Regions from separate parts of the Homo sapiens genome. Here regions 1 and 2 are each linked to region 3. Evidence: chromatin loops called from intact Hi-C (ENCODE). Cell type or tissue: heart right ventricle. All regions are shown on one strand.

Region 1 (8,000 bases), 120 kb before region 3:
AAGAGAAAGCAGTGCCATGTGGAGGATCTCCCTACAGTAGAGAAAAGATTCTCCCTCCTGGCGCTGTGGGAACAGGGTGGGGGCATTTAGCCCAGAAATGGGGGTCAGGGTAGACTTCCTGGAGTGGTGTGGAAGGCTAAGTGGGGGGTAAGGAAGGCAGGGAGGGCCTTCCAGGAAGAGCCCCTGCATGACTAAAGCTGCAGAGGTGGAAACAGCTGGGTGTGGGGTCATCTCTAGAGCTAAAGGACAGGATGCCTGCCTGAGCTGTGGGGCTGTATCTAATGCCTCTCCTCCCGGGCCCATTGGGCCTGTCTGGTCTGACCAGGCACCCTCTTCCTGTGGATGTACTGGCCCAGCTTCAACTCAGCCATATCCTACCATGGGGACAGCCAGCACCGAGCCGCCATCAACACCTACTGCTCCTTGGCAGCCTGCGTGCTTACCTCGGTGGCAATATCCAGTGCCCTGCACAAGAAGGGCAAGCTGGACATGGTGAGCATGAGGGCGTTGGGGGTGTGGCTCTGACTGCCTGGGCCTGGAGGGCGCTGATCACCATGCCTTGCCAACACCTCTGAGGGGATCATCACACCCATCTTGCAGATGAGGTTGGGGGAGAAATGATTTGTTTTGAGCACATGGCCAGTTTTCAGCAGCACCCAGAGCAAGGATATTCTTTATCTTGTTTTTTTTTGTTTTGTTTTGTTTTGTTTTTTTGAGATGGAGTCTCGCTCTGTCACCCAGGCTGGAGTGCAGTGGCGCTATCTCGGCTCACTGCAACCTCTGCATCCCAAGTTTAAGCAATTCTCTTGTCTCAGTTTCCCAACTAGCTGGGACTGCAGGTGCAGGCTACCACGCCCAGCTAAGTTAGCTAATTTTTGTATTTTTAGTAGAGATGGGGTTTCACCATATTCGTCAGGCTGGTCTCAAATTCCTGACCTCAGGTGATCCACCCACCTCAGCCTCCCAAAGTGCTAGGATTACAGGTGTAAGCCACTGCGCCGAACCTATCTTATAATCTGACACAAGCGTCTTGACGTGGGCATATGTGTGCTGAGACACTGTCTGGAGTATCGATTATTTGGGGACACTATCACCATGCAGAGAGGTGGGGATTCAGGCACCTGGGGAAGAGAATCAGACACACAGACTGGCACACCTGTGTGTATCCACACCCACCTGCAGGAAGGGACATGGAATAGGGTCAAGGACAGGGACTCTGGGGCCACACAACCTGGATCAAGACACCTTTCTGCCTCTTGCTAGCTCTGTGGTCTTGGACAAGTCATTTAACCCCCCTCACCTCAGTTTCGCCATCTGCAAATGTTGCAAGATAACTGTCCTCACCTTGCAGACTTGTTGTAGAGATGGAAAGCGCTAACCCCTACAGCCAGCAGCACGGTACCTGGTACAGGTTAGCATTCAGACAGCAGCAGCTGGTGCGTGCCTATGTCTAGACCCCATAGGCACTTGACGTGGACTTGCATCCATGGCAAGAACGTTCAGACATGCTAGTCTGGGCACACAGGTATACATGGTATACATAAAACAACAGTGTGCTTGTTGTCAGGGCTCACCAGCAAGTGCACCAGCACATGGAAAATGCCCAGACCTACTAGGCGGGATGGGTGGCATGTGCAGAGAGGCACAGGGAGCAGCTGTAGCAAGCCTGGGTGGGGCTGAAGTCCTCTGCAGGCTCCTGGCTTGCTGAGGTGAACTCCCAGCCATCCCCGGCTCCCAGGAGCCAGGCTGCACCCTTGCACAGCCAGCAAGTGAGCTCCTCCAGGCCCGGTGCTCCAGGGAGAGGACTGAGTTCCTGCCTGCTCTGCCTGCCCTGCCCAGGTGCACATCCAGAATGCCACGCTCGCAGGAGGGGTGGCCGTGGGTACCGCTGCTGAGATGATGCTCATGCCTTACGGTGCCCTCATCATCGGCTTCGTCTGCGGCATCATCTCCACCCTGGGTTTTGTATACCTGACCGTAAGTGCCCCAGGCAAGGGGCTGGGGGCTAGAGAATGCTGAGGTCTTTGTGTTCCTGACAGTGAGCTGAGGGTTCCTAGGGAGGGGGCTGAGGGCTAGAGAATCCTGGGTCTCTGGAATCCCGGCCTCCCCACACCCTTGATGCAGCCCCCGGCCTGAGCAGCACCCACCTCCCGTCTCCAGCCATTCCTGGAGTCCCGGCTGCACATCCAGGACACATGTGGCATTAACAATCTGCATGGCATTCCTGGCATCATAGGCGGCATCGTGGGTGCTGTGACAGCGGCCTCCGCCAGCCTTGAAGTCTATGGAAAAGAAGGGTAAATGTGGAGGAGGTGCGGTGGGATGGAGCTTCCCCCTTCCTTCTCCCATCCCTTCTTCCTGCTATTCCTCTGGGACCCGACTGCATCTTTCTCCCTTTCCTTCCCCACTCTGGACCAATTGTTTCATGGGTCTCTCTCCCCAAACTCTGTCCCTTAGAGTTTTAGAGGCCAACTGATATGTCCGGTGTCCCCATGTTGTGGGTGGGAAGGCTGAGGCCCGTGGTACCCGGTCACATTTTTGGGGTGGCAGCAAGCTGTTACTTGGCCTCTCCATGGGGCCCTGACCTGCCCCCTGTCTCCACCCCAGGCTTGTCCATTCCTTTGACTTTCAAGGTTTCAACGGGGACTGGACCGCAAGAACACAGGGAAAGTTCCAGATTTATGGTCTCTTGGTGACCCTGGCCATGGCCCTGATGGGTGGCATCATTGTGGGTGAGCAGGAATGGCTGAGCCAGAGAAGGGGGGTGCTGCTGTGGGGCTCCCTGGGTGGAGAAGCAAAGGGCATGCGGCACAGGTCAGCCTGAGCCCCCAGGAATCCCTGATCTCTGCACTTCTGGCTACAGGACTGGGACAATTTGGAACTCAGCCCAAGGGCCCCAGGAGGATTTTCCCAGCTGAGGGAAATGGCTGGGGTGAGCAGAGAGAAGGCACTTCCTGACATCCTGTAATCTCCAACTTTCTGTAGGGCTCATTTTGAGATTACCATTCTGGGGACAACCTTCAGATGAGAACTGCTTTGAGGATGCGGTCTACTGGGAGGTGAGTTCCAGGGACTTGGCCCCCTGAAGGAGGGCAGCTGCGTTCCCTCCCTGCCTCCACTGCATCAGCTGGGCTGGGGCCTGGGGACCCAGATGCCGGGGGTGGGGGTCAGAGCCTACATTACCCTACTTCTTCATCGGGGGAGGCTGTGTCTCATGGAGGTTGAAGACTCTTCCCTCTAGACCCCAGGGCTTGGAGTGGGTGATGTGTACCTCTCTTTCTGCACACCCTAGAGGGGGTGACAGAAGCAACCTATAGTCAGGGCTACAGCTGGAGTTTACTCTTGTCCCTAAAGACTCAGTCAGCTTTATTCTAGAGCAGTGGTCCCCATGGTATGGTGCCCGGCACCATCAGCATCACCTACAGACTGGTTAGAAATGCAAATTCTCATGGGTGCCGTAGCTCACAACTGTAATTCCCACACTGGAAGGCTGATGCAGGAGGACAGCTTGAGCCTGGGGGTTTGAGACTAGCCTGGGCAACATAGGGAGACTCTGTCTCTACAAAAAATAATAGAAAACTTATTCAGACATGGTGGAATGCGTCTGTAGTGCCAGCTACTCTGGAGGCTGAGGCAGGAGGATCGCTTGAGCCCAGGAGGTGGAGGCTAAAGTGAGCCATGATGGCGCCACTGCACTCCAGCCTGGGCAATAGAGCAAGATCCCGAGAGAGACAGGGAGAGAGAGAGAAGCGGAGGGGAGGGGAGGGAAGGGAGAAGAGAATGAGAGAGAGAGAGAGAGAGCGAGAGCAAGAGAGAGAGAGAGAAATGCAAAGTCTTAAGTTCCTCAGACATCCTGATTCCAAAACAAGGGGGCGGGCCCAGCACTCTGGTTTAACAAGCCCCAGGTGGTTCTGATGACAAACAAGTCTAAGCACCACTGTATTTGAGCAGCGGTTTTCGCGCTAAGATGCACACTGGAATCACCTAGGGAGCTTTGACAGCATTCCAAAGCCCAGGCCCCAGCCCACAGAGACTTGGATTTAACTGCTCTGGGGTAGGGTCTAGACATTAGAATTTTTTTAAAGCTTCCTCGGGGATTCTAACACCCAGCCTGGGTTAGGAATCACAGTGCAGTGCTCAGCTTCAGTCTCCATGAGAACCACCTGGAGACCTTCCCAGGCACCACCCCAGAGGTTCTGATTCAGTAGGGACCGGGACTCTGCAACTGACAAGCTCCCAGGTGATTCCAATACAGAAACTGAGTTCTGGACTGGGCGCAGTGGCTCATGCCTATAATCCCAGCACTTTGGGAGGCCGAGGCGGGCAGATCACCTGAGGTCAGGAGTTCGAGACCAGCCTAGCCAACATGGCAAAACCCTGTCTCTACTAAAAATACAAAAAAAATTAGCCGGGCTCAGTGTCTCATGCCTATAATCCCAGCTACTCAGGAGGTTGAGGCAGGAGAATCACTTGAACCCTGGGGCGGGGGGGCAGAGGTTGCAGTGAGCTGTGATTGCGCCACTGCCCTCCAGCCTGGATGACAGAGTGAGACCAAAAAGGAAGAAAAAAAAGGAAGGAAAGAAAAGAAGGAAAAAGGAAGGAAGGAAGGAAAGAAGGAAGGAAGGCAGGCAGGCAGGAAGGCAGGCAGGCAGGAAGGAAGGAAGGAATGAAGGAAGGCAGGCAGGAATGAATGAAGGCAGGCAGGCAGGAATGAATGAAGGCAGGCAGGCAGGAAGGCAGGAAGGCAGGCAGGAAGGAAGGAAGGCGGGCAGGAAGGAAGGCGGGCAGGAAGGAAGGAAGGCGGGCAGGAAGGAAGGAAGGCAGGCAGGCAGGAATGAATGAAGGCAGGCAGGCAGGAATGAATGAAGGCAGGAAGGCAGGAAGGCAGGCAGGCAGGAAGGAAGGCAGGCAGGAAGGAAGGAAGGCAGGCAGGAAGGAAGGCAGGCAGGAAGGAAGGCAGGCAGGCAGGAAGGAAGGCAGGCAGGAAGGAAGGCAGGCAGGAAGGAAGGCAGGCAGGAAGGAAGGAAGGCAGGCAGGAAGGAAGGAAGGCAGGAAGGAAGGCAGGCAGGAAGGAAGGCAGGCAGGAAGGAATGAACGAAGGCAGCAGGCAGGCAACTGAGTTCTGCAGCATCCCACCCCTTTCAGCAGTTGAGGAACATTGTTCTAGATATGAAAGTGGTGGAATGTCACAGAACTCAGTTTCCTTAAAAACATGCCACAATCTGGGCTTTCTGTGACTTCAGGCTGGCCTCTCCCCATGAATCATGATTGGAGGTGCCCACCTGCCATTGGATGATGCAGGATGGCAGGACTCCCCTCATGCCTCCTGCACTGTCCTCTCATGACAAGGGTGAGGACCCGCCTGTGTCTGTGGCTCCTGGGACAAGGGGCCACCCATAATGCCTTTCACTTAGCTCTGTATTTTTAAAACCATACCAGAAGTTTTAAGGGTAATTTTAACTACTATCTACTATAAGGTAACTTCATGCACATAACGAATGTCTCTTAAATTAACTCTTTAAAAATGTTTTTAATTAAAAATGACTAGGCGCTCATTAAAGAAAATCTGGAAATACAGTAAAATAGAAATCCTGTCACCCTATGTCAAGCAATATTAATATTTTCTGGTATATTTCCTTTCTATCTTTTTTCTCTGCATAGATTTTTCTTACACGGTTGAAATTGTATTATTCACCCAATTTAGTATCCGTCTCTTTCTCCTTACCACTCTATCATAAGAATTGTTCTGTGTTATTACATTCCTAATAAACTTTCTTTTCTCACAGGATAATTATTTCTATTCTATATTTAAGAAAGTCAGAACTTAAACTATTTTAGACACCACAATTAGAAACCAACAGATTTTACGCTAACGAAATAAATCAGAAATGTTATCAGTTCCCCCATGTAGAAGTTCCCTCTTGGTTCTGTTTTGATCTTTATAATTTATTCCAAGTTCACACCTCTCAGCTCTATATACCTTGAGCAGTACAGACGTCCCCCAGTAACCTCAGGGGATTGGTTACAGGATCTCTTGCGGGGATGCTCAAGTCCCTGATATAAAATGGCATAGTATTTGCATAAAAGCCTACATGTATCCTCCCACATATTTTAAGTAATCTGTAGATTACTTGTAATACCTAACACAATGTAAATGCTGTATTGTTTTTTGTTTTTATTATTTTTATTGTTATATTGTCATTTTTTGTTGTTGCTTTTTCTAAATATTTTCAACCTGTGATAGGTGTAACCTGCTGATACAAAACCCATGGGTATGGAGGGCTGGCTGTACCTGGTTGGGAATAACAAAATTCTGTGCCAATGGAAGGAACACTATCAGGCAGTCCCTGAGGCCCTGAGTGGTTTACCTTGGGAGTGAGGTGGCTTCTCAGAGGATGGGGATTGGACCAGTGTTCCCCAGGACCACAGATGGGGCAAGGGCAGGGCTGACCTGCCCTGCCTGCCCTCCACCTCTCTACCCACTTCTGGCCTTCCCTGCACCTTCCCCACCCCATTTTCGGACCTGTCTGCAGTTTACAGAGCTTGCCATACTACCTTTTACCGCCTCTGCCCCTTACTCCAATTCATCTTTTAAAAGTGGGTTCAGCACAACTTCTCAGCATCCCCCAGGCTGGGTTATAAGCCTGTTGTGTGCATTTGCAACTCTTACTGTCACTGGGTATTTCACTGCAATGCCTCACCATTGCTCTCATGGGGCAAGGACACTGTCTCCTCCTTGCCATGCCTCAGCACCCAGGACAGTGCCTAATATAGGGTAGGGGCAGGACTCCTGTGTTGAAGGACCACCCTGCTCTCCGTGGCATGTGATCCGCACGGCGATCACAAGGTGGCGCTCGCCACACACCATTTGCAGCTCCAGGTTCTAGTCACCAGGGACACCCTTGCCTGGACTGGGACAGGGCCCTCAGAGTTGCATCCTCTCTCTGTAGATGCCTGAAGGGAACAGCACTGTCTACATCCCTGAGGACCCCACCTTCAAGCCCTCAGGACCCTCAGTACCCTCAGTACCCATGGTGTCCCCACTACCCATGGCTTCCTCGGTACCCTTGGTACCCTAGGCTCCCAGGGCAGGTGAGGAGCAGGTGAGCATGGGCTTGGCTTGGGGGATGACAGGGAGGTTCTCCCAGTGGGGGCCCAGCTCTCAGAATCAGATGTTACTAGCAAAGAGGCAAAAAGCAAACATCAAGAAATGAGGGCTTCCACCCCTCCTGCCTGAGGTGCAGTGGGCACATGGGGTTGGCAGGGGAGCTTCTTAGAGTCAGACAACGTGCATCCAGGACAGACACAGGAACAGGTGAAGGCACAAGGGCCTGGAAGGAATATGGAAGGAGACCTGGGGGCACACTTGGCTTTGTGACTGTGCCTGCTGGTGTGTGACTTTGAGAATCTCTTCACCCCAGAGACTGGGCCTCGATTTCCTCATCTATAAAAATGAAGCTGACACGTCTGGTTGTATTCAGTTGCTCAGCTCAGATGAGACCCACCCTCCCCTCTTTCTTTCCGTCAACTAACACTGTGCCTCCTCTGTGGAATGCACCAAGCCCTTGCTCATGGCTTTCACATCTAACCTTCCCAAGATCTCTACAAGGCAAGTAGAATTACTGCCCTCATTTTAATAGATGAGCAAACTAAGGCTCGGAGAAGTTCAGGTTCTTCAAGATCACACAACTAGCAAGTGGAGAAACTGGGGTCCTTGCTGGTCATTGTTACTGTTTTTATTATTGTTATTTAACTTCCTTGGAGGCCAGAGCTTGGCAATAGCTGGGTCTGGGGCCTGAGTGATGTGGCAAGAGAGGATGTTAGGGTGCCAGGAAAGAGGAAGGTGAGGCTATGCCCAGTTGCCTTTAATGTCCACCCCATCCAGAAAAGAAAATGGTGCCTGAGAGGCTACAGCAGGACCCGGCAGTGACCCGCTGCTCTTGGCTGTCTCCCTGCAGGCTCCACAGACTGTCCTGGGGCCCAGAGGAGCTGGTGCTGAC
Region 2 (8,000 bases), 70 kb before region 3:
ACAGGACAATGCCCACTTTTTCAGGCAGCTGGCAGAGCCTGCCAGGCCCTGGGTGTCTGAATGCCCATTGGAGCCAGACACTGGACTCTGTTTCCCAGGCAGCCCTGTGCCAGCACCTGCCCCCACCCAGAGAGAAGGAGCCTTTCTTTCCTGCTGGCCAAGGCCAAGGCTCCCAAAAGAGCATCAGCGGCAAGAGGGGCTGACCTTTGTTCAGGAAACTGGAGTTTCCTGGCCACCCGTACCCCACCTCCACTTGGGAACCTTGGAGCTGGAAAGGGAAGTATGTGTAAGGGCCTCAGTTCCCCTCTGTGAGTCTGCCCTGCTCCCTCCAGACTCTGAAGCTGCAGGACTGCCAGCCGGCCTTGGCAGACCCCCTCCCTGCCCCCACCCCACCCCACCTATTCATCAAGGGCTCTGAATGCTAAAGACCTTCACAAGGCTCATCCTGTTGGCCTTGAAAGGGACTCACATTAAAGACTGCTGCAGGGTGCATTTGGAGGGAGGGAGGGAAGAAGGGATTCCAACTGGAGTGACTGTGCCCACTTGGAAGGTTGCAGAATTGAGACCCACAGAGGTACCTGATGATGAGCCCAGGCTCCCCAGCTAGGGGAGGGACATGGATTGTGTCTCCAGACACCAGTTCAGGATTTGAGTTGCATGTGGCTTCCAGGCCATTTGCTCTAATGACTCACACCACTAGTTCTGTATAAGGACGTGGATCAAGGTATCCTCAAGGGGCCTTGGATACTGCTGGGGTTATTTGCTATCCAATCCTGACAGTTCCATTTGGGCCCCATGGATGAGCAAGTGCAGGGCCAGCTGGGATTTCTGGAAGGCCTGGGACTCACCCAGAAAATAGCCTCGGAGACATTTTGGTGTGGCTGTCCAGAAAGCCAGGCTGTGGGGCACCCTCTTCCATCAGGCCAGCTCTGGGAGATCCCTAAGCCTGAGAACTGAGGGCAGCAACACCCCAACACCCCTCCCTGACAGCCCCATCCACTCACCCCTAGGCCAGAGAGAGGGAGCAGGGGTGGATCTTGTGCCTGTCACACACACCGCTGACATGTACAGAAACATACGCACAGAGACACTAGACCCCCTCACCAATAGATGCAGGGAGACACAAAGATGAACACACACACACACAAGCACACAGCAGACAATGGCTGTTGGATCTTTATCATGGGCACTGTGATGTGTGCCTGGCCCTGATCATCTCATTTACTCCTCACACAACACACAAATATACGTAGAATGGGACCTAAGCAGAGAGACCAAGACACACATATTGGAAACCCAAAGACAAATACCTCACAGACTCAGACACACAAAAAGGACAACCAAACCATGGACCCACAAAGATAAACACACCAGTGGTGTCCCAAGGGCCAGGAGGTAGGACAGAGCCAGCCAGGAGCAGGCAAGTACTTTGTCTGCAGAGAATTTAAAAGTCACCATGCTTTTGATTATCAACTTGCACTGCAATTCCTTAACCGTGTCCGTAAAACAATGCTCCATTCCCCTCCCCAAATTATTCTGTTAATTCTTACCTGTTTTATTCCAATTTTTTTATTGGGGTAAAGTATGCATAACACAAAATTTATCATTTAACTGCTTTTTCATTGTGATGTTTTAATGATTTTTAAGTGTGCAATTCGTTGGCATTAAGTACATGCACGATGTTGTGTGACCATCACCACGATCCAGGACTTCTTCATCATCCTAAACAGAAATTCTGTACCTATTAAACAATAACTCTCCATTCCCCATCTCCCAGTTCCTGGTAACCTCTATTCTACTTTCTGTTTCTGCGAATTTGCCTTTTCTAGGTACCTCACATGAGTAGAATCACACATTTATCTTTTTGTGTCTTAAACTGTTTATTTTATTTTTATTAGTTATTTATTTATTTTTGAGATGGAATTTTGCTCTTGTCGCCCAGGCTGGAGTGCAGTGATCTCGGCTCACTGCAACTTCTGCCTCCCAAGTTCAAGCAATTCTCCTGCCTCAGCCTCCCGAATAGCTGGGATTACATATGTAGGCTTCAAATATGCACATTTATATTACTTATCCTTTAGTTAACCTTGTGTTCTACGTGAAAGTTAATTCCAAGAACTCCTGGCTCCGCAGTTGGCCTCTAGACAGGTTTTGATGGTTGGCATCTACCAAGTCACTTCCGGTGCAGGCTGTGTCTCCAGGCCCTAGCTCCATGATAATGAAGTTGTAGAACAGAACTTGAATTGCTTAATTTTATTTGTGACTAAAATTTAAAACTGTGAATCAGAGAGCAAGCTGTGAAGCTGCAATAGTTTTTGTTTGGAAAATGCAAATTTTACATTATATAGGGAATATTTTATTGAATTTGAACAATACGTTTAAAGTTGAAGTCTCTTCTTTGCAGATTATTCGTATTTTAGTCTTATTTAATTCTAATGTAATGTTATTCATTACTGGGACAAATCAGTATGTAAGTATATTCCCCCCCTTTGTTTAAATAATGTAATTTAAAACTATTTGCCCATTTTTTCCCTTTTTTAACTATAATGACTATTTCTTATTTTATTTATTTTTGAATTGGCATGAGTTTATATAGGAAATTCAATAAAAGAAAATTTTGGCTGCCTGCCATTTATTGTTACTCATTTCATGATTACTACTGCCAATAATTTTGTCTTATAGAAGAGGGCAGGTGTTAAAAATCTGCTCAGGGTATATGCTAGGTACCCCCTGAGACAGGTGTGCGTGCACACACACACACACACACACACACGGGCACGTGCACCCTCTGCTAAGTGCCCAAGTCCGCTAATCACGAGTGGGTGGGTCTCTCCAGCCAATAGTAGTCCCGGTGGTGGGAGGGTGGGTCCCAGATTGGGCGCCGGCGGACAAGGTGGGGTCGGGAATGGACGGCAGGAAGGAATAGAAGAGGATTCAGGCCCCAGTGAAGGTCCTGAGCCACAAAGACCGCCTCTGCCGCCTACTCCTGCCCCTTGCCCCGTCTCTGCTGCACTTCCGAAATCTACCACGAGGTGTCGCTGTGGCAAAGCGATCCCCGCCTCCGGACGCTTCCGAACTCTCTCGGCGACGTTTGCTGAGCGCCCTCGGTGCCAGGTACCGTGACTGGCCCTGGGGAGTCCAGACAAATGAGGTACAGCCTCTGTCCCTGAGCACCGCACAGCCTGGCGGGGGGCTCACAATGGGATCTAGGTGTGCACAGCCTGGCGGCGAGCGAGGACGTGGAAGGGCGCTCAGAAGCGGCTGCGTCACGGAGGGCCTTTAGTCCCAGCCGGAAAAGCTCAGGCTTTCCCACGAGGCGAGCAAAGGTCTGAGCGGACGTGTGCTTAGAAAGGCGCTCTGTGTGCTATTATTTGTGTTTTAAAAACGAAGGAAGGGTGCAAAATAAAGACCATACATTGTGAGTGTTCATAGGATATATCTGGAAGATATTTTAAAATGGGGGACATTTGTGTCCTCAGAAAATGAGATTCGTGGCTGGGCACAGGGATGGGGTAACTTTCACTCCGTGTATTTTGTTCATTTTGAGCTATGGAAATGGATCAACTTTCTGAAAAATACATGAAACAAAAACTATTAAATTAAAATTTGTAAAGTCTTTATAATAAAAACAAGTCAGTTAAGATCATTTCAACTGTGTTGTGTAAGATGAGCTGGAGAGACAGAGGCGGAGGCAGGGAGACCTTCAGAGCTGGGCATTGGTCCTGGGGAGGAGTTGGAGGAGACCTGGCCTGGTGGGGAGGTGGGGTGTGAGCACACCGCTGGGCTCTCCAGCAGTGATGACAGGCACAGGGCTTGGCTTATGGATTTTTCTGGGGCAACAAAAATATAAGGGCATGAAAAACAGAAGTATTGCTCCCAGATTTTAAAAAGGAAACTACAAAATCCAAATGAACAAATGTTTAATTAGATGTCTACAGAATGGAACTCATGCCAACCAGCCAATTGTCACATAATTCACAGAGCAGAATGTGAGTGCATTTTGATAGGTTTGACATGTTGCGGCAGGGAAGCCCAGTGGGGGATCCCCAGGACCTGCCTCCATTCTATACTTCCAGGGCTGAAGCCAGGCACCAGGGAGGCTCAGAAGTCACATCCCATACCAGGAGCAAGTTTCTGAGGCTTGGATACTCTTAGATATCCTCATGCCAAAGCCCCCTCCTGCCCCAAGTGAGGAGTCTGAGCAGGCCAGGTTGAGGGCAGCCCCCAACAGCAGGGCTCTTTCAAGGGTGTGTGTGTGGAGCAACAGTGGTGGGATAGCATCAGTGAGTGGAAACTACACCACAATAGTCAAGCCCACTCCCTGGACAGAAAAGGAAGCTGAGCCCAGAGCAGGGCAGGGACTGCCCCAAGGCCACACAGCCAGTTAGTTGGTGCACTGAGACTCATCCTGTCAACTCTGGCTTCCAGATCTTGGTGGCCTCCACTGGATCACATTGATGCCCTGCACACCCCAGTCCTGAAGCCAAGAGAGGACCTTCAGGGACCTCTTGGCCTTCCTCAGACAGCACTGCCAGCTATTCATGACTCCAGAGGGTTATTTGGTGGGATTTAGGAGAAAGTCCACATCCCAGGCCTTGCAAATGGCTGTGCCTCCTGGGGAGAGGAGTGGAGGGGAGGGCTTGTCCAGGCTGCTGGACATTTGCCAAGTCTCAAGGCACAAGCCTGTGAGCTGGCCTTCCTGTGTCACAATTCTCTCACCACAGCAGGCCTCCGTCACCAGCTCACCCTGCCCCACAATCCTGGTGCATGCAAAGGCATCTGGATTCCCAGGCTTGATTACATAAAAATTTAAAACTTCCATGAAGCAAAAAATACCTCATATGAAGGTAAATGAAAAGTGACCAATGGAAGAAGATGTCTACAACATAAGTAAAAGAGGAATGATATCTATAATATGTAAAGAGTTCTTATAAGTTAATAATTTAAAAAAATATGAGTAACCCAACAGGAGGCAAGGGTCCAATGAGGTAATAGCAGGAAAGGAGCTTTGCAGGAAGAGCTGGATATGTTTGAGGGTGAGTGTCCTGGGAAAAGTTGAGAGGAGGAAGCTTATTCTCTCCTGGTAGGCACAGAACCAGAACTGAACCATCTCTGTCTATTCTTTCTTTCTGACTGAGAGGCATGAATATTCCCTATGCCAGTCAGCTCAATGGAAAACACACACACATACACACGCACATATATACACACACACATACACCCCCTAAGCAAACGTCCTCCTGAGAGCCCTTCTGTGAGTCTTCTAAGATGTTTCAGTCCCACAGAGGGACTCTAGACTGAACCATGAATCCTATGAGTAACAGGTGAGCTTGAGGCCTGGGGAGGACACTTGGCAACCTCCCTACCTCCACTCCCTCTTTCTCCTTCCTAATAGAATCCCAGGCAGCCACCCTATTGCAGGCCCAGCAAAGGATTCATGATTGGACAAGACCACAGGTTTTTGAGAGGAGCAGCTGCATCCCACAGGGTGTTTAAATTTTTGTGGAACATAATTGGTAATGATGGGGGCACTGTGGGCATTTGGTGAGCAGGAATCGAGGTTAGAATTCCTGACAGTTGCACATAGCAAAACTTTGGCCTGAGCCCCACGTGACTTTCAAATGTTCCACTGGACAGAAATGTAGGTGAAAAATCTGAGCCTAGAATCTAATCTCATGTGACATATTAATAGAAAGGTTTTTTTGCAAGACTTTCATATATATTGAAAGCATACTGCAGCAAACCGCCACTGTGCACATTGAGGAGGCCTATGCTTTGTTTCACTGGTATCTTCCCAAGAGTTACCACCTCAACACAATCATGTCACTGGTAGCAATGTTACCAGTGGCGCTTTGGTCACCAAAACAACCCACCTATATTTGCCCATATCTGTTGCTACCGCATTCATGGAGCTTTTAGGCGCAGGTGAAAGCATCTGATTGTTTCATTATGTTTTCTAGAATACTTTTGCCTCAGCATGTATCTTGAAATATATTTTATTAATTATACATTTCCTTTTGTTTTTCTTTTAGAGTTAGGGCATTGCATTGCTATTTTTGCAATTACATGTGTAAGTAGGTCCTACTTCTACAGATTTCATCAGGATAGTAATATTTGTTATGAGAAGGGAACCCTGAGCCTAATGGGATCGAGAATGGCTGGCCTGAGCCAGACGGCAGATGGAAATCCCCCGGGGATGACTATGGGTTCGTGGATTGGGTGGAGCAATTTTTGGCATCTTCACTCTTTGGCATGAACAAGGAGGCAACCACACGGGCCTGATGGCTACTGGCAGCCATCTTGTGTTCATGAGGGAAATGTTCCTGAGAATAAAGCCAATGTGGAGAACAGAGGTGGGGGACCTGGATCTTTGGTGATGTCACCGAGCCCTGATGCTATGGCATCCGAGGATACCCTGCCTCTGCATCTCCAGCCCTGTGAGGTAAATGTTCTTATGAGGAAAACAGTGGCAACCAACTGTTAGGTACAATGGCATGAATGGTTTGGGTTAAATGGCACTACTACCTCGGTTTCCCTCAGAAAAAGGGATCTTGGTGAGCATGGATACAGCTTCCTCTTACAGTGATGCCAACATGGCCATTCATGTTTCTGACCCTTTAACGGCCACCTTTAAAGGCCAGACCTCAGAGGAGACAGTAGCAGCTGCAGTTTTCTTCCTGCTATAGGCTTCTCTCCACCTCTGAGAAATGTTCATGGGGCTCAAAGTGGGTGGGGCAGAAAGGCTATGAATCTAGGTCTCCATAAGAGCTTCAGGCTCAGTATCCACTGTGTAAACCAAGAGTGGACCCGAGCCACAGAAAATCCAGCCTGGCAGAATCCCGGCCTGTTGCGCACATCTGGAAGACATGCGGGAACTACCCAGTCCAGCTCCCTGTGTATCAGTCAGGGTAGGCTGTATTATGGTGACAGCAACCCCCCAAATCTCAATGACTTGAAGCAACTATGTTTCATTCCCACTCCTATTTACATGCCCATTGAAGATGGGCAAGAAGCCTCTGCTCATCCAAGTCACTCCGGGACGCAGGCTGCAGGGAGTTCCATGTTGACCCGTACTCTCACCATTCCTGGAAGCAGAAGGAGAGCACAGCAAACCCCAAACTTACTGTCCATTAAGGCTTCTGCTGAAAAATGTCACATATCTCTTCCCCACATTTGATTGGCCAAAACAAGTCACACGGCCATACCTGCCTTCACCAGAGATAGGGCGCATACTCCTCCTGCCAGGAGGGCCAGTAAAGGAGAAGACACTGCATATGAGGACAGTGTACAGCCTCCTACACTTGATTTGTTGTCATCTATGTGGTCACCCTGATTCTACCTGAGCTCCCAGAGGACCTTTCCATGACAGCAGGTCTGACTGTGCTGGCCTCCATGTGAGGGCCTTCAGGGGACCTCATCCCTGACCAGAGGAAATGCAAACCTTCAGCATGGCCATCAAAACCATTCATGAGGCCAGGCACGGTGGCTCATGCCTGTAATCCTAACATTTTGGGAGGCCAAAGCAGCCGGATCACTTGAGGTCACGGGTTCGATACCAGCCTGGCCAACATGGTGAAACCCCATCTCTACTAAAAATACAAAAAATTAGCCGGGCATGGTGGTGCATGCCTGTAATCCCAACTACTTGGGAGCCTGAGGCAAGAGAATTGCTTGAACCTGGGAGGCAGAGGTTGCAGTGAGCCGAGATCATCCCACTACACTCCAGCCTGGGTGATAGAGCAAGACTCTGTCTCAAAAAACAAATAAATAAACAAACAAACAAAGAACAACCACGGTCTAGCCTCTATTTACCTCTCCAACTCCTCCCTCTTTATTTGCTACTTACTCATTCAGCCATAAACATTTACCAAGTGCTTCTGTGTGCTGACCACTGTGCCAAATGCTGAGCATGAAAGGATGTACATCCCTGTGAGCCCCTTAAAAGCCCAGACCACCTCTTGTTCATATCCAAAGACTCCCAGCGGCAGCAGCCTGCCATGTGT
Region 3 (8,000 bases):
AGACCCTCAAACTCCATCCTCTTCCCCTCCATGGCTTAAGAATCCCCCTCCTCCAGGATATGGGGACACAAAAGGGGGCTCCCTTTAGGCCCAGCACCTCGATTTCTGCCCAGCCACAAAGATTCAGTGTGTTTTTCTGGACTCCAGTACTGCTTCTGTGATCTGACCCTGGAAGTTCTCCCAGCTTCTGTTACCTCCCTGCTCTGACGGGTCCAAACTGGACCAACTCCCCCACCAACCCTTCTTCCAAAGAAGCCCCTCACTTGACTCAACCTCCACCGCTGCCCATATTCTTCTCCAGCTCAGTGGAGCCTAGGCTGGAGGAGGCTGCAGAGACGCCCACAGACAGATCAAAGAGGCCTGTTCTGGGGCACGGAGTGGGGAGCAGAGTGAATAGGATTTCCCAACAACTTCCCATTTCAGAGGGGGAAAAACGTCATAAATCTTGTCTAGAGCGGGTGCTGTGTGGTGCATTTTTCTCAAAATATTTTTTTCAGGAAGCTGCTTTCTAGGTTATTATTTTTTGTGGGGGAGGGGATAAGAAGGAAGGGGTAGGGGGGCAGTGGCTAGGGAGAGGGCGATCCTGGGACTCACAGGAACCTCACTTCAGAAACCTTCCTTTCTGCTAAACCTGTCTGCAGCCCCACAACTTCCAGCCGACCCTGCGCCCTTCCCCTTTCCGCTCACCCAAAGTCCTCACCTCTGGGCGCTTCCCACTGCCCCACAACCCTTTGCCCGGGATGACTGAGTCCTGCCTCCCACCCGCAGTGGGAGCGCACCTCTCATCCCGCCCAGCGGCAAAGGGAAGCCCCAGCTGCCTGAGCTGCCCAAGGGGGCCGGGCAGGGATGCCCCAGCCCCCTCTCTCAGTCCAGCCCAGCTCCCTGACGCTGCCCTGGCCGAAGCCACCGCCCTCACTCCCTAGCCCTCGCTCCCCAGCCTCGCCGAGACACAGCGGGCAGTGGCACTTACGGACCGGGAAGGGGGCCCGGGCCCCAGCGAGGCAGCGGCGCGGGTGGGGCGGCTGTGGGGACCGCGGCTCCGCCACCCCTGATCAGGCGCGTTCCCGGGCTCAGGCCCAGCTCTAGCCGCCCTCCGGGCGCCCCTGCCCCGGCGAGCGCATGGCAGACAGCTGCGGGAGGCAGGCACGGCAGTGGCGGAGCGGGGGCTCCTGGCCGCGCGCCGCTTCTCTGGGCTCTGAGCGGCTCCCAGCGCCGCCTTCTCGGGCGGGCACGGCCCGCAGTGACGTCAGCGCGGCTCCCCCCGCCCCCCCCTTCACCCCGACCAGTGCGGAATGGAGGCGGCGGAGGAAGGCTGTGAGGGGCGCCCAGCCGTGTGCCTTGGCCTTTCCTCCCCACGCCCCGCTTGCCTCCCAGCTTTTCCCTGGGAGTCGCAACGCCATTCGTCCCCCCTCTCCTCCCCGCGCTGCCAGACTCACTCGGAGCCACCAACGACCTGGGAGGTGATGGCAAGCAGCGGGTTGGAAGCCTCGCTGGCAGCTCCAGACTTAGGGATCCGAGCTGCTTTGGGAAGAATGGAGAGCTGAGGGCATGAGGGTCGTCCACCTCCTGGCTGAAAGGGGGCGTCTTATCTTTCCCCCCAGCACAGGTGTTGGTTAGGCTGGGGATATCCACGCTGGATTGGATGGTCCCGGGGCTCCCGTGTGAGCTCAGAAGGGATCTTTTATCTCGGGAAAACGTGTCCCATTCGGAGCTGGGGATGCCCTCTAGGCTGGGTCCTGCTTCTTCAAGACCCAGAGCAGCCCTGCGGCCCTCCTACCCGCCATGTGCCCGAGGCTGTTCACCGGCAAACTCGCTGGGCCGACTGCGCCCCAGAGCCGCTGTCCAAATGCTGAATCTGGCCTCCCCTGGGCTGGCTCCCGACGTCCCGCTGCCTATGGCTCCGCGTTTCCCTCAGGGGCAGGCAAGGGGTTCTGGGACGCACAACGCGGAGGCCCCAGGAAACTTTGGGGCTCCAAGATGACATTGGAAAGCTTCAGGATAGGGGGCGATCGGTCGAAGGGAGACAGAAGCCAAGAGAGCAGGCAGAGCAGCGCGCCTGGCACGCCGAACCACGCGCCCTTGATGACTCGCCCCGGGTCCCCTCCGCCCGCCCGTGTGTGTTTCTCCCACTTCCACAGTAGGGGAGGTCCCTAGGCTGAACTTGTCAGCGGGTCTCACCATTCATCACGAGCCAGACAGACAGGCCAAGTTCATGAGCAATACTGTTAACCCCTTGCAAGCCAAGCACCTCTCACAGGAGGAAGCCTCCTGGCCAGGGAGCGTTCTCTAAGGTTCCAGAGGCACTGCCTCCCAGGAACGTGGCAGCCACCGCTCCTTTCTTCTTTTCGGCTCGTCTCCTAACCATTTATTCCGTCATTTTATTTACACTTTTGGTTTCCACAGTCTTTCAAGTTCCTTCTCTTCTAAGTTAGTTTGATACCAGTATAACTGACTGCCTTTTAAATGTCTTCTTTTCCTACGTTGTGGCTGTGTTCATTGTGGAAACATTAGAAAATTTTGAAAAAATGAAATAAAATAATAATTGGCCCTATATTTTACACCTAGAGGCCTGACTTTAAAATACAAACTATATATTCTCATAGAAGAACCTAGATTGCTGGTTGTGCGGGGTGGGGAGTGAAGAAGGGGTGGAGAGAGAGAACCCAGTCTTTCTGAACTGGATGGGGAAGGAAAAACAAAAGCTCTGCGAAAGGGCTCAAAGAGGGAGCCCTATCCTCCTGTTAGAGGAGCCAAGGAGGGAAGCAGCGCCATGTAGGGCTAGACACAGGGGCCCAGACACCCCCTCCACTCACTGGTTCCTGTTCTAGCTCCAAAGCCCTAGGGAAGCTTCTCCTGGCCTTGACCGTGTGTGTGTATGTGTGCGTGTGTGTGTTGTGGGGGGAGGTGCTCTCTGCCCTGGGCGAAAGCTCAGTTCTGCTCCGGAACCCCAGCCATCTCCTGGAGAACTTTATCTGATTCTCCTTGCGGTCTGGTAGACTTGGGCCACCCCCTCCCCCATTTCCTATTGAATTCCTGGCGTCTGGTAGCTGGCGGCAACTAGGGCGACCTACCAACTTTTCCCCTGGGCATTTTCTCACTCCCTTCACCCCCCAGTGCTTTCTTTTCTTCTCCCAGCGCTCCTTTTGAAAGGAGGCACCCAGGCCGAGAACGTGTTCTGCAGTTTAACTACTTCCAAATTCTTTGTTCAGGTCACCCCGGGACTCCATTGTCCGCTATTGAGAGCGCGGGCAGGCCGCCGGGTGCGCCTCTGCCGTGCAGGCCTGAATCCATTAGGCCACCGATCCGGCCCCTGCGGCCCATTGACGCGCCTCCCTCGCCCGAGCGCCTGTGGCCCCCCTCCCTTCCCCTCCGCTCCCACCCTCAGCTGCCTTTTGGACTCCGCGGTGGAGTCACAGAACGCTGCGGGTCCGCCCGCGGGGGTTATTTGGGTCTCGCTCTGTCTTGAGGGGCTGGTCACGGTGCAGCCTCGGATGATTCTTGTGGGCTGTGTCCTATCCTGCAAGCCTCTTCCGGGGTGCTGCCCAAATTCTACTGCTTGGCTGCTGGGTACTACTTGGACCTGCAGGGCAGATTTTGTGGGGGCTGCAGCCCCAAACTCAGGAATGGGGGTGGGGGAAGAACAGCCAGCAACATCCTTCCTCCAGCTTCTCCAGCTTTCCAGCTGCTCCCCCACAGCCCGGATTTCTGTTCCTCTCTTTCCTCCAGGCCTGCGCCCTCGAGCTTCCAGTAGGGTCAAGCCTCTCCTGAGCTGGGGGAATGAAAGGGGGGCCATCCAGTTTCAGGGGGTAGCACAGCAGGGAGGGCCGGCCGGTTCCTGCCCCAAACACGCGCTCATGACGCCCTCGAAGGCTGGTCTCCTCAGGAGGGTGACTTTCCCCCAGCTCACTGGAAAAGAGGCAAGAGTCGCTCTGGCCTCAGATGCACGTTCCAGGCTCCCAGGGTGACAGGGTACGGCTAGGGGGAGGAGGCTCATCCGCCCCTGAAGCCTCCTCCTCTCCTGCCTCAGGACTCAGGGAGACGCAGAGCTTGGGAGTCCCCAGGGGGCTCAGCTCTGAGGTGCGTGCCTGGGGAAAGTCGAGGTTCAGAGGAGCAGCGCCCCCAGAGCCAGTGTCCAGAAAAGTATGGCTTGCCGTTGCGTATCTTTTTCTCGGCGCCTGAAGGTTCCCTAACCCCGTAGCGAGCCTGTTCCTCCTGCTGTGGGGTTACTGGGTCACTGAGTCCAGGGCGAACATCGACGCCCAGCCACGGGGCTTCTCGAAATCACTCGGGCCTCTGCTGGGGCCCGCCTTCTCCAGTCTGAGAATCGGCCAAACCCTTCCCGGAAGCTTAATTCCAGGAGAGAGCCGTGGAGGAGCCACGGAGGCCGGCGCGGGTACCAGGAACGGGGGCGCAGGGAAACTTGGCCGGAGAAAGGGTGCGGATGGGGGTGCAGGGCGCAGAGGCGCAGGCTGGATGGTGGGCGCCACTCCCCGCCGGCCGAAGAGGGAGGGAGGGAGGGAGAAGAGGAACGGGTGGTCTCCGCCGCACCTTCCCTGACAGCTTGGCCAGGACCGCGGGTCGCGGGGCGCGGGGCGCCGGACCTCGTGGAACCGCCGCGGCCTGGATCGGCTGCGAGGAGCCAGCTAGCGCCCCCTGGCGCCTCCGCCGAGCCCTCACAATGCCGTCGCCCAGTCCCCCATCCCGCCGGATTCCAGACCTGAGGCTGAGGAGGCTGGTGTCCGCGCACCCCCGAGACCTCGCCGGACTACGCCAAGCCTCTTAGAGGACGTAGGAGCTCCTGAAGGTCTCCCACGCTCCAACCCACGGCCTCCGCTCGTCCTGCCCACCCGCCCCGAGTGCTCCAGTCGGCGGTGCTGACCTCGCAGCTCTTCCGCCCCATAAGCTTGGCTCTGCGCGCTGTCCAACAGCGCCCTCTGGTGGGCGTTCCGGGGAGATGCAGGTGAGCGCGGCTGAGGCTGCCACCGATGTCGAGAACGGCTCGGGACCCGCGCAGCGCGGGCGGTGCTTGGGCACCTGCCTGGCGGTTTGTGGCTAAGTGTAGGGGACGAAGATGCAGTAATCTAAGGAGAGCTGGGCACCTCTTTGCCTCTCAACCACTACAGGTCAGGAAACAGAATGAGGGACAGGGTGAAATCTCACCTCCTCTTCCACCTAAGACTGGCACCTCTGCTATCTTGGCCTCCTTCAGGAAGGCTTTCTGGAGACTGAAGCGGACGGGGCAGGTTTGGGACCTTACCCTCGATTCTTGCAGCCTGGCAAGAACCCTGCCTTCATGGCAGGTCCAGTCCATTTGCAGCTTTGCCCTCCCCATCTCAGTGGCTTTCTTTTCCGCCAGGGTCCCTCTCATATCTGCAGGGCCTCAGAAAATTAAGAAATAAAAGCCCTTTCTCATCAGATCCGGAGATCCCTTATTCCAAGGGCAAGGTGGGAGATGGGCAAGAGGTAACGATGAGATGAGCGAGCAAGGCCCGGGATTTGGAAGGTCTGGAGATGTTTCCCCAGGCTCCCAGCCCCGTGACATGAGTGTCCTTTCAGGCTCAGCATGGTGTTCTGTCTTCAGTCTGGCCACGCATTTCGATGGCTTTTTGACATTCATTCACTTATTCATTCAACATATATGTGCTGAGCTCCTGCTATATGCCAGGCACCGCTAGGGATAAAGCTCAGAAAGGGTAAGTAATGTGCTCAAGGTCACACAGCTGGAATCTGCCGGAGCCACAATGCAGCCCCAGCCACTCCAGCCCTACCTCTCCCCTCTCACCTGGATGACTTCAGAAGTCTCCTAATTGGGGCTCCACCTCAGAACTCAGCCCCCTCCAATATGGCATCCACACTGCTGGGGAGAGAGCTTTGTAAAAGGCCAATCTGATCATGTCTCTTCCTTGCTTGACAAGGGTCTTCTGGCTCCAAGAGAAAGCCTCGAGTCCCTCACAGGCATACAAGCTCCCCCTGAGACTTGTCCCCCTGAGAGCCTTGTTCCCATTTTCAGGAACCCGACACTCCAACCATCCCAGGCATCTCTCATTTCCTTAAGGCCCAAGCTCTTGCACCCCTCCCTGCCTTTGTGTGACCCTACAGTGTCTCTGCCTGGAATACTCCTCCCTCTGGGGTGTCTTTCAGATTCTCGGTGAATGTCACTCCTCCATGAAACTTTCTGACCTGAACATATCCATCGTGGCCTCTTCCTTCACCTAAAGACTGGATGGGCCTAACTGGCCATACTTCTATGTCCTTCATCCTCCCTTCCCCGCTGACAACTAATTAATTGAAGCTGGCATGGCCACTGACCCCCGAGGGCTAATCCCTGGTCTGGCCTGAATGTACCAGGGTCTCTCCTGAGCACTGAAGTGAGACCTGGACTGGGAAGGTGTGCAGTGAGCAGGGGGAGCTCAACAGCCTCTGGAGTCAGTGCTGTGGTCAGGTGATAAGGGGACAAAGAAACTGGGAAAATGGAGCAGGCGAGTCAATAAACTAGCGGAGAAAAGGCCATGGGACTGGCAAGAGATAAAGGGCAAGAGAGAGACTTTCTCAGATGGCTTATGCCCTGCCCTAGCAGGAGTCTTACTCCTTTCCTCTGGCCTGCTTTGCATAGGATTCTGTCCTCTGCTCCTGCCAGCCCTCTGACCCCAACCCCCTTCTGCCAAGCCCGGCCCTTTTTCTCTGTGTGCCTTCCCGCCTAAGCAGCCCCTGGGCTGTACTGCAGGACATCTAGCACGTCTCATGGTGGCCAGCCTCCTGAAGGGCTGGCACCATTCAGAACTGGCATAATTCAATTTCCCCAGAGCCAGCAGCAGGCACGCCACCACGTGGCAATTGTGACAAACACAGTTTGCAATCCATTTGGACGCCAGCTCAGAATGATGAGTTTATTGATTAACGTTTAAAATGTTTTAGGATTTGCATTTTTCAGATTTGTTCACAGGGTGAGAATTTGCTAACAGTTAACGATTACCGAGTGGGTATGCTGTGCCAAACACGACTCCAAGCACTTTGTTATTAATCTTCACAGCTGTGCTTATGCCAGAGCTGCTCTTACTATCCTCACCCGGCAGATGGGAAAACCCAGGCACAGAGAGGTTAAGCAATTTGCCTCAAGTCTCAGCTAATCAGCAACTGAAACAGGATGAGAGCCCAGAGTCCAAATTCCTAGACTCTATGTTACACTGCCTTTTAATAATAGTTCAACGCACCACTGCACTCCAGCCTGGCGACACAGCAAGACTCTGTCTCAAAATAATAATAATAATAGTTCTATATTGTCCCATTCCTGGTTCACATAATCCAAATGTCCATAAAAGAAGCCAGCCAGTGCTTATCAGCAGACTCTATTGCAAGCCTCTTTCTTTCTTTTTTTTTTTTTTTTTTTTGAGATGGAGTCTCGTTGTGTCACCCAGGTTGGAGTGCAGTGGCACAATCTCGGCTCACAGCAATCTTCACCTCCCAGGTTCAAGCGATTCTCCTTTTTAAAATGCCAATCTGATTGTGTCTCTTCCTTGCTTGACATCTGTCGGTAAGGGTCTTCTGGCTCCAGGAGAAAGCCTCAAGTCCCTCACAGGCGTATGAGCTCCCTCTGAGACCTGTGCCCCTGAGAGCCTTGTAATCCCCAGTAGCTGGGATTACAGGCACCATCACGCCCGGGCAAGCCTCTTTCAACTCATCTGCTTCCCCCATATGACTGTGAACCCATTGAGGGGAGGAATGCTGTCTCAATTATCCCCAAACTCCCGGCTCCTGACACAGAAGACACAGTCAACATTTGGTGTATTGAAAAATGGCAACTTCCAGACATAAGAAGCTGTGGAAACACCCAGCATGTTTCTATATGTTTTCTTTGTTCCCATGGCAAATTCTGGCATCTCTCTGAAAGAGACTGCAACAAAAGCCTTTGAATTTTTCCACACACAACGCCCCCACACAATGTACCCTGGGGCAAGTTTTGGAGAAAAAAAATCTAGGGTTCCTATGGACCACAAGTTTAT

Evidence for each region. A loop is a pair of places that touch in the nucleus more often than their neighbours do. Peaks named below come from ENCODE experiments on the same cell type or tissue, not always from the same donor. Only the 100,000 strongest peaks of a DNase experiment are listed, where the experiment ranks them.
Region 1: a loop joins it to region 3, with 12 times the contacts of the local background. A loop is called at or near these places in 42 of 110 quality-filtered maps.
Region 2: it touches region 3 in a loop (8-fold over the local background); 108 of 110 quality-filtered maps call a loop at or near these places.

The regions. Positions count from the first base shown.
Region 1 is chr15:89,471,814-89,479,813 of GRCh38, reverse strand. It overlaps RHCG (Rh family C glycoprotein), which reads left to right. Exons shown (of 11, transcript NM_016321.3): 5 at 326-492; 6 at 1,840-1,977; 7 at 2,161-2,297; 8 at 2,608-2,732; 9 at 2,986-3,059; 10 at 6,951-7,103; 11 at 7,959-8,000. The coding sequence ends at 7,079. Among named protein-coding and RNA genes, the nearest start is that of RHCG, 21 kb to the left of the region's middle. In heart right ventricle, a CTCF peak has its summit at 6,831 (motif pointing right); a DNase peak (open chromatin) is centred at 6,854; H3K27me3 peaks cover 4,593 bases.
Region 2 is chr15:89,425,909-89,433,908 of GRCh38, reverse strand. No RefSeq gene overlaps it. Among named protein-coding and RNA genes, the nearest start is that of MIR9-3, 62 kb to the right of the region's middle. RefSeq lists an enhancer at 1-23 and a silencer at 2,869-2,928. In heart right ventricle, a CTCF peak has its summit at 3,029 (motif pointing right); a DNase peak (open chromatin) is centred at 3,028; H3K4me3 peaks cover 721 bases; H3K27me3 peaks cover 1,823 bases.
Region 3 is chr15:89,355,706-89,363,705 of GRCh38, reverse strand. MIR9-3HG (MIR9-3 host gene) reads right to left here and starts at 2,127. Exons shown (of 6, transcript NR_190310.1): 1 at 1,437-2,127. LOC124903549 (a long non-coding RNA gene) reads left to right here and starts at 5,040. Exons shown (of 2, transcript XR_007064750.1): 1 at 5,040-5,123. RefSeq lists silencers at 4,427-4,476, 4,537-4,596, 4,654-4,948 and an enhancer at 4,657-4,936. In heart right ventricle, CTCF peaks have their summits at 4,704, 4,904 (motif pointing left) and 6,834; DNase peaks (open chromatin) are centred at 1,845 and 4,935; H3K4me3 peaks cover 788 bases; H3K27me3 peaks cover 7,869 bases.